Regions from separate parts of the Homo sapiens genome. Here region 1 is linked to region 2. A link is a loop called in an ENCODE intact Hi-C map of the cell type or tissue named here. Cell type or tissue: Calu3. All regions are shown on one strand. Links, peaks and the distances in the headings refer to the core of each region. The heading gives the core; the rest is flanking DNA.

Region 1 (8,339 bases), core at 193-8,192, 73 kb after region 2:
TCTCATTCCTCCTCCCTTCATCTTCCAAGTTATCTTATCCCTTGAGAGAACATTGGTTATTTCTTCATCTGCCCGTGTGTCAGCTGGGTTCTCCAAGAAGCACGCACAGAGATGGAGTTAGAAATGCAACATGTATGTTGGAGAGTAACACCTGAGGAAGAATTGGGCAGAGGAAGCTTCCAGACTGTGATGTTGACCTGGCAACTTCTCCATCAACCCAACAGGGAGCTCTAGAGTAAAGATTACCCTTAGAGGAGTCTCACATTGGGCAGAAATGGCTAGAGCCTTTATTGTCTTGTTCAGTCCTTGGCCAGCGACTGCTCTAAGAAGTGCATGTCCTTGGCTCTAAAGCTAATAGAGCGAATGAAATACACTCCTCAAAGCTTAGCAGCAAGATTTTTTCTTGAAGCTTGAGAAAGGATCTAAGCATCATATCTTCACATCTGCCGTGACCAGCCACCCTTCCACTGGGAAGTAGCTCCACTCTCAAATTCATGTAATTCTAACAGGGCAAGGAGTTAAGACCCCCTTTCTTTCCCACAGACTGAGCACATACCCCAGGATAGGTCAATCCAAATCAATTTTGAACATTAGGCATGGGGTGGCCAAGGTCTCTTTCTCTGCAGTAACTCTAAGGACCATATAACTTGGAGCTTCTTGGGGATGTCTTGTCACCATGTGGATATACCTTTCTAAGAATCAGGCTGAGGCAAGCAGAATCAAGAGATGGAACAAGAGACAAGAAAATAGAGACCTGCTGGTTACGGATAAGACACCTATGGGCCACTTCAAATCCTCTTGGCCTCTGCCCTGACTCCACCAACTGCTACTGACACCAGTTCCATGTAGGCTTTGACCAGCCTCATGCAGGTGCAACCTGACAATGTTTTCCACCCTGAGACTCCTCTGAGACTGCAATGAGTTCATTTTCTACTCTGTAGCTTCTCTCTCATAAGACACCTGTTGAACTGGCTCAGCACTCACCTGTGCAACCCATCCATATGAGGGGTGCCAATACCCAGGGGGCCACACTTGATGAATGAGGGACAGAGCTGATGAATAAATGCTTCCCCCTTTGTCACCAAGAAGGGCAGTCCTGAGATGGGTTCTATAAGGCTCTCCTGAAGATCCCATATGGCGTTGAGCTCCAGTTTCCCATGGTGCCAGCCAACTCATTTTTGCATCCTTCTCTTAGGTCTCTTGCATTCCCTTTCCCGTGCTGCTCCCAAATAAACTACCCTCACACGAGCCTTTGTCTCAGCCTCCTTGATGGGGGAACCCAGTCTATGACAGCACTGTTTGAATACCTGGATCCAGCTGTTCTTCAAACTACTTCTTTGGACTTCCCAGTTCCTTGAGCCAACAAAGTTATAAAGTTTTTTTTTCCTTTGGTGTGTGTGTGGGGGGAGGGGTGGTTTGGAGTGTGTGTGTGTGTGTGTTTAAGCTAATTTAAGTCTTTGTGATTTGCAACCAAAAAAGAACTTATCAACACAACTCCATTTTCCTCTTCTAAGTCACCATCATACCTCCATGACGGTCCACCACCACTTCTACCTTTCCAACATCCCTCTACCCTCCCAGTTAGCTCTAGTAAGATGAAGTATCATAATTGACTCCTCCTCATCCATCTCATCCCACAGGTATGGGGATGCCAAATCTCCCTGGAGATGCCAAATCGCCTCCAGATATGAAATCTTTCAACCTTTCGGTGGCTTTGAATCTAAAGTGTGTCTCTTGTAAATGGCACACTGAGTTTGAAGTGCCTGAGGGATCTTCAGCTGCATCCAAACAGGAAGTTAAAGAAGCCAATCTGGAGTTCTGGAGATAGACCAAGGTCAGAGACTGGGGAGGGATGGTCAAAACCAAGACCCTGGCTAAGGTAGCAGACAGAGCTTGTACAGATGAGAAGGCCAAGGCTGGAGCCCTGCAAGCCCATATTTATGGGTAGGAGGAGGGCAATGCTCATTGTCACTTACCTCAAAATTACGGGCATGTCATATAGGCCCAGAAGAAACCTCAGCAGCAAAATAGCAGGTGCCACAGAAGGTGGAAAAGGATTCAGGAGGTAGCAGGACCCACACTGAGTGCTCCTTTCCTCACACAGGGACCCCCATCTGTCTGGGCATTGGCAAGAATCTGGATCTGGAGGTACAAGTGAGCCATTTCAGCATCTTCAGCCACAAGATAGGCATGCATCTTCCCTCTGAGATAGCTCTTTTGTCAGTGCCAATCAGATCACTAAAGGCTATTTTTGACTGAGGCAGGAACATGGTTTCGGAGCCTAAAACTCATTTTCTGCCCTCTCCTAGACTCAAATCTCTCATTTGTTATCCTAGATTTTCCATTTCTTCATTAAAAATATCCGTTTCTGGTGGCTATTGATTACTTCCATGGCAGAGTGACAGACCTGAAATCTATTTCATTTGGAATTTGCACACAATGAAGGACTCTGGAAATGTCTTCAGCTCAAATTGCATCAGGAGGGATTTCCAAAGGGAGAGGGCAAGAGCTGACGTCCCACAAACCTGGTCTAACTTGGCTTCAAGAGGATTAGTAAGTGTGCATCCCAAGGAGGATACAGTGTGAGGTTAGCTGAATAGAAGGGGAGGTGACAGCTGATTTTTGAGAAGGCATTTTGATGAAGTTTCTAAGCAAGGAAAAAATACTTGCTGACAGACAGCAGTCAATACTGTGATAGCAGACAATTTTCTGGGGCTTTGACTAGGAAAGCATTTTGTCTTAAGCAAAGCATCCATATTGCAAATGCCAGACAGTTAGCATAGGCAGCACACAGTCACGACATTTGAAACTTTGGATGTTGGAGTTCACTGCTCTTCTAATTCTTTCTAAACATACTGCTTCTAATATTTGTCTTTGAAGATTATATCATAAAAGACAAGACAAATTCATTGGTCACTGTTCCCAAAACATTAGTTTGCCAAAACTGAACTATGTATCACAAGAATAAATAGAATCGGATCCCTGGTGCTTGCATTTTGCAGGACTGTGTACTCCAGTAAGATGGTTGGGGGTGTGGAGGAGTAGAGGAGCTAAACTTCAAGATGCAAAGGGCAAAAACATTCGTTTCAGCTCCCTGATCCTGGATATCTCTTTGGTCCGCATGTTAATTTGCAAAGAGAAGCTTGGCAGTGCCCATTTTTCTAAGCCTTGACGTATTAATCGGTAAATTAAAAAAAAAAAAAACCTATGGACTAGCTTAGCACAGAGGTGTCAAATGGTTCTTACTGCTTTCAACATCATTTCAACTCATTTGCAACATTTGCAAATGAGTTATACACAGTTTCTCAAGCTGAAAAGGACTAATTGAGTATCTGCCATACAATCAAACCAGAGGCTGGCAAATTATGGCCCGTGGGCCAAATCCATCCCACCACCTGGGTTTGTGTGGCCCACAGACCTTGCTGGAGCAAGCTGCCACTGTTAGTGGGGAGACCAGCCAGAGCATCACCCTCTGCCCCCTATTTCCCCCTCTGTTCCCACAACCTGCCTCCCAGGCCAGTGGCACTGATCAGGGCCCACACTGGACACCGCCTACACAGTGAGGTCTCTGCTGTGGGCGACTGCTGGGCTTCAAGCAGTCCAGGACCCTTCAGTCAACTGCCCAAGTTCAGATGGCCCAGTTCTCCAAAAGGAGAGAAGGGTGCACCAGAATGTCACCAGGGCAGAGAGCGAAACAGATCATGGTAGCGATCCTTCCCCAGATCCAGGCCCTCCCCCTTCCTCCCAGAGCCTATGGTTCAGATTCAAAGGGCGGTCACTTTTCCCCTAGAGAAAGTCTGCAGTAGATGGCACCTGGGCAGAAAGCTGCCTGCCATCCAGGACCAGCCACCCTAATCAAATGGGGCAGGGAGCCACAGGACTTCTCTCTCGTTATCTCAGAATTCACATGGTATTCTCAGTTTTGCCTTTTGGCCTGCAAAACCCGAAATATTTACTATCTGGCTCTTTGCAGGAAAAGTTCAGGACCCCTGGTATAAATTCCCATAAAACACTGGATCCAAATAGAGTAATCATTAAGGTGAGGAGGAGGCTGGAGAAGGAGAAAGCCCTGAGGGCCTATGTTGGGAAATCAGAGGTTCGTAACATGCATTTAAGAGAAAGATGCAAACTATAGATTTACATAACTGAATCCACAAACTTCTGCAAGTTGCATTCATTTCTTACCTGTTGTGTCATCTGCACACCAGGCTTGGTTATGTGGGGTATTTGAATGCCACCTACTGGGCACAAATGGCCTCCAATCATTGGAAATGATTGTTCACACTTGAAAAAAAAAAGGAGGTAATAGCTGGCATCTGACTGCATTGCCCGCACTGGGTCACACTGCACACCACAGCTGGCTGAAGGGCTTGAAGTACAGGGAAAGGTATTCTCTGTGGCAATCAAATTTCTCACTCGAGCAGAGTTTCTCAGCCTCTTTGTGAGAGGGCTGTCCTGTGCTGTCAGATGTATCTCAGCCTCCCTGGCCTCTACTCATGTAGCAGACTGAATAGCGTCCTCTGAAAAGATACGTCCAAGACCTAAACCCCAGTACCTGTGAATGTAACCTTATTTGGAAATAGCATGTCTTTGCAGACGTCATCAAGTTAAGGACCTCAGGATGAGATTATGCTGGATTTAGGGTGGGTCCTAAATCCAATGACAGGTGTCCATGTGAGAGAAATGAGAGGATGATTTGAGATGCAAAGACACAGAGGGGAAGGCCGTGTGAAGTCAGAGACAGAGACTGGAGTGCTGCTGCTATAAGCCATGGAATGTCAATGACCGCGAGTGACCAGCCAGACCTAGGAGAGAGGCACAGAAAGGATTCTCCCTCAGAGTCTCCAGAAGGGACCAACCCTGCTGATATCTTCTTTTCAGATTTCTGGCCTCCAGAATTGTGAGATAATAAATTTCTGTTATTTTAAGCCACCAAGTTTGTGGTAGTTTGATACATACAACATCAGGAAACGAATACAACCTACTAGATACCAGTCGCGTCCTACCCCAGTTGTGACAATCAAAAATGTCTCCAGATATTGCCAAATGTCCCCCGAGGAACAAAATCGCTCCTGATTGAGAACCACTGTGTGAGCACTATGCCCTCCAATCTGAAAGGAAGGAATTCTGGAGCTCTGTGAAGGCTGCCCAGCCATCCTACAAATTGAACAGTAGGTGAATACCATTGACGTGTGAGGCAAATGGGAAATGCAACCAAACTGAGGGAGATGAAATGCAGAAACGACTAGGAACTTTCTTTTTTGTTGATGCAGACATTTTGTTGACACAGACATTCTCTGTAAACCACCACTAGACACAGCAGGAACCCTTTTTAATCCATTTTGATCACAAAACATTAAGAGAATGATTGTCTTCACTTTTTTGTGAGGTAGGAGGTGAGACCAATGTCCTAGAAATAGAAACTAGTGACCATCACACGCACTGGGAGTCCCTCCTGTCACACAAGCGTGTGCCACGGAGAAAGTGCAACAAAGGCATTGCTTCTGCCTCCTGACTCTTGGCCTCTTCCACTACCAGTTAAAGCAAGATGTTAACTTTACCTCTGTTTCTGGAAGTGAACTTGGGCCACTTCCAAAAAGAGTGTAGCAGTGCTGTTGCTGGGTAGAAGTGTGAGCTTGAGAATCAGGCTGCCTGGCTTCAGAGCAGAGCTCTGCCTTGCACTAGCTGTGTGAGCATGCTCAAGCCACAAAACCTTTCCAGCCCTCATGTTCTCATCTGTAAAATGGGGGTAGCCATGGTGTGCTCAGCTTAGAGTGAGTATTCAAAATGTAATGAACATCAAACAGGCTCAGCCTAGAGTTTGACTGGCATAGTAAAGTGTTCAGGAAATATTTGCTCTTATTACCCAGAATGAAGAACATTCATGAATTAGCCAACCAATCTAGTGAGAACATTAAAGATTTATGCTTTGAAGGCACTACCAGAGGAGCAGAGCTACAAAACCTTTGGATTCCAAGTGCCCCAAAATGGAGCATGTTTGGGCATTGAATTTTTGATTATTTGGATAAAGGATTATCCACACAAAAAAATAGTGTGGGTAATCAAAAGCAGAAGTTAATCCAGAAATAACTGAACTACAGTCAGCAAATGCCATCAACACAGATCTCACTCCCAGCAATAGATAACCTACCTACATGCGAGGTCAGGGTCTCTGCCCTGAGAGGCCGCCAGCAGATTCATGACAGAAAGCCTCAGAGAGTAGCCAACTCTGACCTTGATTTGGTTACAGTAGTCCACAAAGCTGATTTCTGAAAGCAAAAAGGACAGCTAAACATCACAATGACATTGGATCTCCAAAACACAAGTCAAAAATATGTAATTTTTAAAAATGTGAATAGTGGTTGTATTAGTTTCGTATCACTGCTGTAACAAATTACCACAAATTTAGCGGCTTAAAACATCAAAGATTTATTATCTCATAGTTCCAGAAGGCAGAAGTCTGAATGGATCTTATGAGTTAAAAACAAAGGTGTTTTTGAAAAGATCAACAAAACTGATAGGCCACTAGCAAGACTAATAAAGAAGAAAAGAGAGAAGAATCAAATAGACACAATTAAAAATGATAAAGGGGATATCACCACTGATGCCACAGAAATACAAACTACCATCAGAGAATACTATAAACACCTCTATGCAAATAAACTAGAAAACCTAGAAGAAATGGATAAATTCCTCGACACATACATCCTCCCAAGACTAAACCAGGAAGAAGTTGAATCTCTGAATAGACCAATAACAGGCTCTGAAATTGAGGCAATAATTAATAGCTTACCAACCAAAAGAAGTCCAGGACCAGATGGATTCACAGCCGAATTCTACCAGACGTACAAAGAGGAGCTGGTACCATTCCCTCTGAAACTATTCCAATCAACAGAAAAAGAGGGAATCCTCCCTAACTCATTTTATGAGGCCAGCATCATCCTGATACCAAAGCCTGGCAGAGACACAACAAAAAAAGAGAATTTTAGACCAATATCCTTGATGAACATCGATGCAAAAATCCTCAATAAAATACTGGCAAACCGAATCCAGCAGCACATCAAAAAGCTTATCCACTATGATCAAGTGGGCTTCATCCCTGGGATGCAAGGCTGGTTCAACAAACGCAAATCAATAAATGTAATCCAGCATATAAACAGAACCAATGACAAAAACCACATGATTATCTCAATAGATGCAGAAAAGGCCTTTGACAAAATTCAACAACCCTTCATGCTAAAAACTCTCAATAAATTAGGTATTGATGGGACGTATCTCAAAGTAATAAGAGCTATCTATGACAAACCCACAGCCAATATCATACTGAATGGGCAGAAACTGGAAGCATTCCCTTTGAAAACTGACACAAGACAGGGATGCCCTCTCTCACCACTCCTATTCAACATAGTGTTGGAAGTTCTGGCCAGGGCAGTCAGGCAGGAGAAGGAAATAGAGGGTATTCAATTAGGAAAAGAGGAAGTCAAATTGTCCCTGTTTGCAGATGACATGATTGTATATCTAGAAAACCCCATCGTCTCAGCCCAAAATCTCCTCAAGCTGATAAGCAACTTCAGCAAAGTGTCAGGATACAAAATCAACATACAAAAATCACAAGCATTCTTATACACCAATAACAGACAAACAGAGAGCCAAATCATGAGTGAACTCCCATTCACAACTGCTTCAAAGAAAATAAAATACCTAGGAATCCAACTTACAAGGGATGTGAAGGACCTCTTCAAGGAGAACTACAAACCACTGCTCAATGAAATAAAAGAGGATACAAACAAATGGAAGAACATTCCATGCTCGTGGGTAGGAAGAATCAATATCATGAAAATGGCCATACTGCCCAAGGTAATTTGTAGATTCAATGCCATCCCCATCAAGCTACCAATGCCTTTCTTCACAGAATTGGAAACAACTACTTTAAAGTTCATATGGAACCAAAAAAGAGCCCGCAAGTCAATCCTAAGCCAAAAGAACAAAGCTGGAGGCATCACACTACCTGACTTCAAACTATACTACAAGGCTACAGTAACCAAAACAGCATGGTACTGGTACCAAAACAGAGATATAGACCAATGGAACAGAACAGAGCCCTCAGAAATAATGCCACATATCTACAACTATCTGATCTTTGACAAACCTGAGAAAAACAAGCAATGGGGAAAGGATTCCCTATTTAATAAATAGTGCTGGGAAAACTGGCTAGCCATATGGAGAAAGCTGAAACTGGATCCCTTCCTTACACCTTATACAAAAATTAATTCAAGATGGATTAAAGACTTAAATGTTAGACCTAAAACCATAAAAACCCTAGAAGAAAACCTAGGCAA
Region 2 (8,339 bases), core at 239-8,238:
TTGTCGGGGCTGAAACTGACTAAGTCAATTCTATCACACAGGTATTTCACTAATAGTGGCTTCCTGCCCATCACCCACCTTCATCCAGTGGGTAAAGTTTCATTCTGTTTAAGTTTCCTGAACCCATCTGTGACCTTAGCATTCATTCTATGGGCAAAAATTTAAACATATAATTCAGCAAAACAGAATCAAAGGAAAAGGAAGAAGTGTGTGTGGGGAGGGTGGGTGAAGAGGAAGAGGAAGAAAGGAAGGGAGGGAGGGAGAAGTTTCCACCTCTCCTTTTTCTATTTGCAGAGGGTATACACGATGGGAAGAGGGAGAGCAACCACAGTAAAAATGATAATGTTTATAGACAGGAGTTGAAAAAGTCTCCATCTGGCTTATCTTTCCATTCATATTGTTTCAGGTTGTGACTAAATAGGTAGTCGATTCTCTTCCTTCAAGATCTCATCATTTACTATTTCTGGAGACAGGCGGTGGACTCTTTAGTACCCAGTGGAGACTTGTGTGGGGTGGAGCCTTCTCTCTTTTGCTGCAGAAACTGGTACTCAACAACAAGCATCTAAGGCATCTAGATGTACAATATCACTGACTAGATGATTCTGATTAAAATTGTATTTGATAGGAAGGGGTTTCCTTTAATTTTTTACCTTTTTTGCAACCAGTATGGGCACTATTTGAGGCAGACAAGGTGTACCCTCAAGAAGTTTCTAGTTCAATAATGGAGACGGGAAACCTGCAATGCTTGCCCCTTCCTGATCACTTGCAGTGCCATGCAAGAAACATAGAGTCCAGGTTTAGCAGGGTTTTCAGTCTCAAGCAGTGGTCCTCAACCAGAGGCAATTTTGTCCCCACCCCCAGCCCCCGCGGGGACAATTGGCAATGTCTGGAAACATTTTTGGTTGTCACAACTAGAAGGGGGTGCTCCTTACATCTAGTTTGTGGATCCCGGGGATGCTGCCAAACATCCTGCAGTGCACAGGATGACCCTCACCACAGAGAATGATTCGGCCCCAAATGTCAATAGTGATGAGACTGACAAACCTGTTCTCAATCGAAATTCTAAAGACTAAGTTAGAACTCATACTAAGGGGAAATTTAAATACAGTGTTAGAGCAATATGTGAAATGGGGCAATTAATTAATGTCCCCAGGTCCCTTGCCCTGAATATAACTCCTCTGTCTCCAGAGCTTCCCTCCATGGGGCTTGGTTTGATGCCGCACCCTCACTAGTCCCCACAACCTAGTACCATGTCTCCCCTGACCTATAGGTTTTTCCTCAAAATCACCTTCACGTGAATCATCTCAGATTCCACATCTTCTGAGAAGGGGTGTGACTTACTTGCAAAGGTGGATGGATTGGGTCTAGAGAAACCTTGAGGAACATGCAGCATCCCCACCCCACAGCCTGACCTACCACACCAGCAGAGGTTCTGGAAAAGAGCTCTGAGAAGGGGCTGGATGGACTCCGGGGAGGGCCCTCTGGCTCCTGGGAAGTGAGTCAGGGCCGAGCAGGGGCAGCCCGGCCACAGGTGACCAAGAGGAGGAGCTGCGAGCTTTGGAGGCCATTGAGACAACACACTCTGAAGGCTGAGGAGCTCCCAGCCAGCCTAGCAGTCCCGAGTGGAGGAGAGTGCCAAACATAGGCTCAGCACAGCTGCAGCTGCAATGTCACCGCAGTCACCCACAGAACAGCAGAACTGAAGTGTGGGAGGAAGCTGGCATCCCCCCCTCATCTGGGTACTCCCGCAACAGGGACCATGGCTCTTTTTCTTTGTGTGCTCTAGCACCCAGCACAGGGCCAATCTATGATAAATGCCCAGTGGATGTCTGTTTAGTGGATTAGTGGCTTGATTACATAATTAATTATCAGGGACCACCCTGGGAGTAGCTGGTGTGGCAGATGGGCTCTAGTGTGGCTCCCCGTTCCCCCCTGCCTCGGCCCCAGTGTCCACGCTCTTGTGTAACTCCCTCTGATTGAGTGTAGGTAGGACTTGCAACTTGCCTCTTATAGAGTGGTTAGATTCATTATGGCAAAGGTGATAGGAGGGACATGATTACCTGTACCTGACAGAGTGCCCGTCTCCTTGGCATCTCCCTCTCTCTTTGCTGGCTTTGAAAAAGCAAGCTGCCATGTTGCGAGCTGCCTGTGGACAGAACCATGTGGCTAAGTGGCCATCGGCCTGGGAGAAACTGGGGCCCTCAGCTCAGCAACTTGCTGGGAACTGCATGCTGCCAACAACCTGAATGAGCTGGGAAGAACCCCCACCTGCACCTGGGAGGCCCCGACCTCCCTGGCCACCACTCTGATACAGCCTTGCAGTGGACCCAGTTAAGCCATGCCACGAGACACAAACACAGCAATAGATAAGCAATACAACTGGACTATGATAAATTTCAGCCATGCTCGCTTCCCACAAACCAGACATTCATGGAGTGGTTTTGCTGTCCTCTGCCCAGCACCAAGTACACGCCCAGTCTTGTCTTTCTCTGTGAAGTCTGGGTAAGGTCTGTCCTATTCATCCATCATTTTCTCTGTGCACTGACTGGCCTTTAAACAAACCCAAAGAAGGGGCTAAATCTCCCTTCATTTCTTCCATTTCCATCACCACTTCCCATCTCTGAGGTCCAATGACCCACACCAAAATTTGCCAAAATTCATTTGAGCCACTTCACATACATTGGGCTAACAGCAAAATTTATAGGCAGTAAGCCTTATAGATACAATTTTTATAGCTTCATATGAACCCTAAAACGCAAGCAAAGTGGGAGAAGAAAGAATATTCTGGCAGATGAAACTTCATTAGCTGTTAGAATCATGGAGTGCTACAGATGGAAGGGACCCCAGAGATTACAGGTCTGAAACACTTATCTCACAAAATAGGAAAGTGGATCAAGAGCAAGGAGGAGAAAATTTCAGGATCACACAGGGACTTAACGGGTGGGACAGAATTCTTTTAATACCCAGTCTTTCATTACATACATTCCTGTCCTTCAAATTCAGGGTAGAAAACTTTTCAGTCTCTGCCATTCTGTGACCCAAGAATTTTCCCAAGCATGATGGCTACTTCTGAAAGGGATCTTTCCCTCTTTTTCATCTTTTATATATTGAGACTTTCAAAACTCTGCTGAAATCCAGGAAAACAATCCTATTAGATGAAGGCCACAGCTGTTATCTTTACCAGGGGAGTGTACTCAGGTAGGGATCCCATTTTCAAATATGGCACATGTTTTAAATGGAATGAACCGTGAGCGAGCTCTACCTTCGTGGAGCTGCTGTTGGCTTGGCCTTTGGACTCACAGCGTATCATCCTGCTGTGCCCAAACCTAGCATTGGGCAGACTTTTTCCCCAAAAAAAATTTGGGTTGAGATTGGACAGCATTTCAAATTTCTGTAATGAGGGTCATTACACATTTTTAAGACTTGACTAGTCCCACTGCCTCCGGGTTGGCTGTTTAAAAACACAAAGGGTTGGCAGAGTTTAGGTGAGCTGCTCACATTTGGGGTTTTTACGTATAATTTTTAGACTTATGAAAGATAAAATAAGGTGCAAACCCCTTTCATAAAAGGCCCCATCTGCTGCAAGAAAAATTATTGTTATCATGTGTGAAAATTCAACTACATGGTTAAGGGGGAAATCAGAGCATAATCCAAAAGTAAAAAAGATCACGTTTCCCTAAATTCCATATCTCATTCTGTCTCCTCCGGTTCATTCCAGTATAAGATACACATAGCAGACCTTCAGCTCTCTGCACCTGTGGCACCAAATATAGCATTTGTTTGTAATCACAGAAAACTTGATTTTCATTCATTTAAAGCCCAGGGTAACCACGAACTTATGTGGGAGTTCAGAATGAAGCCAGAAATGCCCTAGGCCCACCCCCTGGAGAATCTGATTGGTCTGGGCTTTGGGCTTACTGGGAATTGCTTTCACCTGCCTCCATCCTCTAGTTGACGCTGACTCATGCTGCCAGCTAGCTCCGGGAGGGCATTGAAGCCAGCTAACGGGCGCCTGAGCTGTGACATCTTGGGGGCCTCTGCTCATTTGATGTTTCCAGTGCTAAAAGGTCTCGGCCTCACTGCTGGATTTACTCTTTTGACTCTCCCCAAGGGAAGGTGAAACAGTGACTCATGGCCAGCAGGATTTAAAACGACATTGACTCACAAATCTCAAAGTTAGTAGGTTTGTCGTAGTTCACAAATGCAGTCTGCATTTACGGTCATCTTCACAATATTTCTAATTGTGAAGAGCTGTTTTTCCGTCTCAATAAAATGCTAAGTGTCTAGAAATAGGTTCTGAGCAGCCTTTTCTTTTAGGAAAAAAAAGCGTAGTCTTAAATGGTACCACCATTTATCCAATTGCTCAAAACAGAAAGTTCATCCCCAACCTGCATGTCCAAGGAGTCCAAAGTTCTGTTGACCCAACATTTTCTTCTTATTTATTTGAGACAGGTTCTTACTCTGTCACCCAAGCCGAAGTGCAATGGCGTGAACAAAGCTTACTACAGCCTTGACCTCCTGGGCTCAAGCAATCCTCTCACCTCAGCCTACCGAGTAGTTGGGACTACAGGCATGTGCCACCACATCTTGCTAATTTTTGTATTTTTTGTGGAGATGGGGTCTATGTTGTCCAGGCTAGTCTCAAATTTCTGGGCTCAAGGAGTCCTCCCACGTTGGCCTCCCAAAGTGCTGAGATTACAGGCGTGAGCCACCGCATCCAGTCCCATTTTCTTCTTTATTGTGTTTATTAATTATTGAGTAGAAATTTTAAAAAACTACATGTTTTTAAAATCATTTCAAAATACATTCATGTGTTTGCATCACTGAATCAATTTCAGAAAATGAATGTTACCATTATTTTGTTCCCTATGTGCCTCACCCCAAATTCACTCCCTTTCTCAAGGTTTCTTAACCTCAGCACTACTAATCTTTGAGACCAGATAATTCTTTGCTGTACAGGCTGTCCTGTGCATTGTCAAATGTTCATCAGCGTCGTCCCTGGCTTCTACCCACTAGATGTCAGTAGCACCCTCTCCCCCAGTAGTAACCAGACATTGCCAAATGTCCACAGTAGTCTCCAGATATTGCCAAATGTCCACAGTAGTCTCCAGATATTGCCAAATGTCCACAGGAACCAAAATCACCCCTAGTTGAGAACCACTGCTCTAGAGGTAAATCCTATTCTGAATTTTGTGTTTGTCATTTCTTGCTTGTAGTTTTTATCACTTGTATTTGTGAAAATATTGTTTGGTTTTAAGTTTTTTGAAATTCTTATAAACTTAATTGTTAAGAAAAATGTACACACAACTTACAACTGACCTCGTGTCCTTTCAATGCCATACTGGAACATTACCCAACAGGCTAATCAAGGAGCATTAAATTCTCTAGATGACTATAATTCTCTTTATCTACTATTGACCAGGGCCCAGGCTCTGGAAAGTTACATGTTGACTTGCACATTTTTTTTCCAGTATAGATGAAATGTATTTCTGCTGGGTAGAGAAGATAACCCCAAAGGTTATTATTTTATTGCCCTGTGGGATATAACCAGTTTTGTCTCTTAACTTTGCAAATGCATTTCAGCCTTCTCGCGACTACATAAATCTCTGTTCCTCAAGTGGTCTTAGAAGCAGCTTTGCCATCCTGCTGGTTCTCTTTTGTGAATTGAATAATTTTTCCTTCTACACATTCCTCCCATAATTGTATGAGTCATGTATGAGAGGAATTTTTTGAAAATTAAACACAATCATCCTAATGTATGATTCTACAATTTACTTTTGTTAATACTATGTTCCTAAAATTCATGTATGCTGTTGAGTGTAGTTTTAGTTTATTAATTTTTATTGTAGTATAGTCTCCTATTGTGTGAATATATTGCAACTTTATTTATCTGTGCAATGTTGATGGATGTTTAGGTTGTAACCAGTTTTATTGCTGTTATAAATATACTGCTTTTTAATTCATGTTCATGTCTCTTGATATACAAGCCCAAGAATCTCTCAAGGGATTGTACTTTAGGATGGAACTTCTGAGTCATAGAGCATGTGTATCTTCAAGTTTTTGAGATAATGCAAACATATTTTCCCAAGAAAATGATCAAGTTTACAGCACCACCAACAGTGCAGAAGTGCATTATTGCTCCACTTCTTAAAATCTCGTAGGTATATATTAAATTAAAATTGTTCTGTCCTAGATTAATTTGTACTTCCCGATTATGATACAGTTGGCATATGTTCATATGTTGGTTGGTTTTTCTTCTGTGAAGTTCTTCCATAAATATTTTCTCTTTTGTTTCTATTGGATTATTTACCTCTTTCTTATTCACGTATAGGAGTTATTTTTATACACTGGATAATAATCCTTCTTCAATTTCTTGAGGTTCAAGTATCTTCTCCCAAATTTTGGGTTTTTATTTCACACACTATGTGGCAGCTTTTGCACCTTTCATGTTAAAATCCTGTTTTTATAATATATTTAAAGTGCATCTCTTATCTAGTCTGGCAATCTTTGCCTTTTAATTGGAATATTTAGACCATTTCACTTAATGGGATCATAAATATGGTTGGGTTTAAATCTAACTAGATTTCTATTTATTTTCTATTTGTCTCAATTTGTTATTTTTTTTTCTTTTCCTGCCTCACTTTATCTCCACAGTGAGCTTATTAGTCATTCCTCTTTTAGTTTTTTAGTGGTTACTCTTGGGTTTGTAATATGCATCTTTCACTTGTCCCACTCCACTTTAAATACCATCAAGACACTTCACAGATAGTGTGCCAACATTCACACAGGAGCCTTCTGGGTCCCCCTTCCTGTTCTTGTGCTGATGCTGCCATACATTTTATTTCTATGTAGGAGACAACTTGACTTGCAATACATTACTTTTTTTTTCTTTAAACGGTCAATTATCTGTTACAGAACTGTGGTTTTTTTTTTTCAAAGGAGAAAGCCTATTTTGTATTTACGCAAATATTCACCACACCCTGTGCTGTTCATTCTTTTGTGTAGATCCACATTTCCATCTGGTATTATTTTTCTTCAGCCTGAAGAACATCCTTTAAGATTTCTTGTAGGACAGACTTGCTGGCAACAAATTCTCTCAGCTTTTGTTTGTCTGAAAGATTATCATTTCACTTTTTTTTGAAGTATATTTTCATTAATATAGAATTCTAGATTGACCAATTTTTCTTTAAGCCCTGTAAGATGTGCCTTTTCTTCTGGCTTCTGTTGTTTCTGTTGAGAGGTCAGCAGTTATTCTTACAACATTTCCTATATATAACATGTCTTTTTGCCCTATCTGCTTCTTTAATTTTTTCTTTATTACTGGTTTTCAGAAAGTCGATTATGATATGCGTTGATATGATTTCCTTTGTGTTTCCCCTGGTTGGGTTTTGTTGAGATTCTTTGAATATATAGTTTTCATTAAATACAGAAAATTTGGGGACATTATTTCTTCCAGTATTTTTCCTGCCTCCCTCTCTTTCTGGGACTCCAACTGTCCATATGCTAGACTATTTAATATTGTCCCACTGGTCACTGAAGTTCCATTTTCTTTTTTCAGCCCTTTTTCCTCTGTGTGCTGTAGTTTGAATGGTTTTATTGCTATGTCTTCAGGTTCTCTGATATTTTCCTCTGCAGTGTCTAACCTGCTATTAAGCCATCCAAGAGAATTTTGAAATCATATTTCTCATCTACGGAAGTTCAATTTTGCTCTTGTTATATCTTCCATTTTTCTCCTCATTATGTTCATTATGAAATTGCTCACCATATTTATAATAACTATGTTTTAAAGTCCTTGTCTTCTGCTTATTACATCATCTCCGTCATTTTGGGGCTTGTATCTATGAACTGAGTTTTTGCCTGATTATGGGTCATATTTAAATGTTATTTGCATTTTTTGTAATTTTGTAATAGATCCCAGACATTATGAGTTTTACATTGTTTTCCAGATTTTGTTGTCTTCTTTTAAAGAATGTTGAGTTTTTATTTAGCATGTGATTATATGTTAATCTGTTCGATGCTTCCGAGGCTTGGTTTTAAATTTTATTATGGTGGGTTTAGGTTTGTCTAGGGCCAGTTTTTATCTACTACTAAGAAGAGGTCTCAATCACATGCTCAGCACTTTTAGGTCTCTACTGAATGCCCACGTGTTTTGTGAGGTCTCTCCACTCAGGTTGGTCAGCCCCATGTGAACTCTGAGAATTGTGCAGCTTACCACTCTCTAGTAGTGGTTCTTATGGAATCTCATCCTACGTGTATGCAGTTGAGCCAAAACTTCAAGGAGTCCATGGATATTTCTAGAGCTCTGTCTCTGCAAGTTCTCTCCTCTCCAGTACTCTGCT

What was found. Peaks named below come from ENCODE experiments on the same cell type or tissue, not always from the same donor. Only the 100,000 strongest peaks of a DNase experiment are listed, where the experiment ranks them.
Region 1: a loop joins it to region 2, with 14 times the contacts of the local background. A loop is called at or near these places in 3 of 110 quality-filtered maps.

What each region holds. Positions count from the first base shown.
Region 1 is chrX:10,250,819-10,259,157 of GRCh38, reverse strand. No RefSeq gene overlaps it. Among named protein-coding and RNA genes, the nearest start is that of CLCN4, 98 kb to the right of the region's middle. In Calu3, for the core only: a CTCF peak has its summit at 4,193 (motif pointing left); a DNase peak (open chromatin) is centred at 4,257.
Region 2 is chrX:10,323,499-10,331,837 of GRCh38, reverse strand. No RefSeq gene overlaps it. Among named protein-coding and RNA genes, the nearest start is that of CLCN4, 170 kb to the right of the region's middle. In Calu3, for the core only: no CTCF peak of the experiment used is centred there; DNase peaks (open chromatin) are centred at 3,927 and 5,017.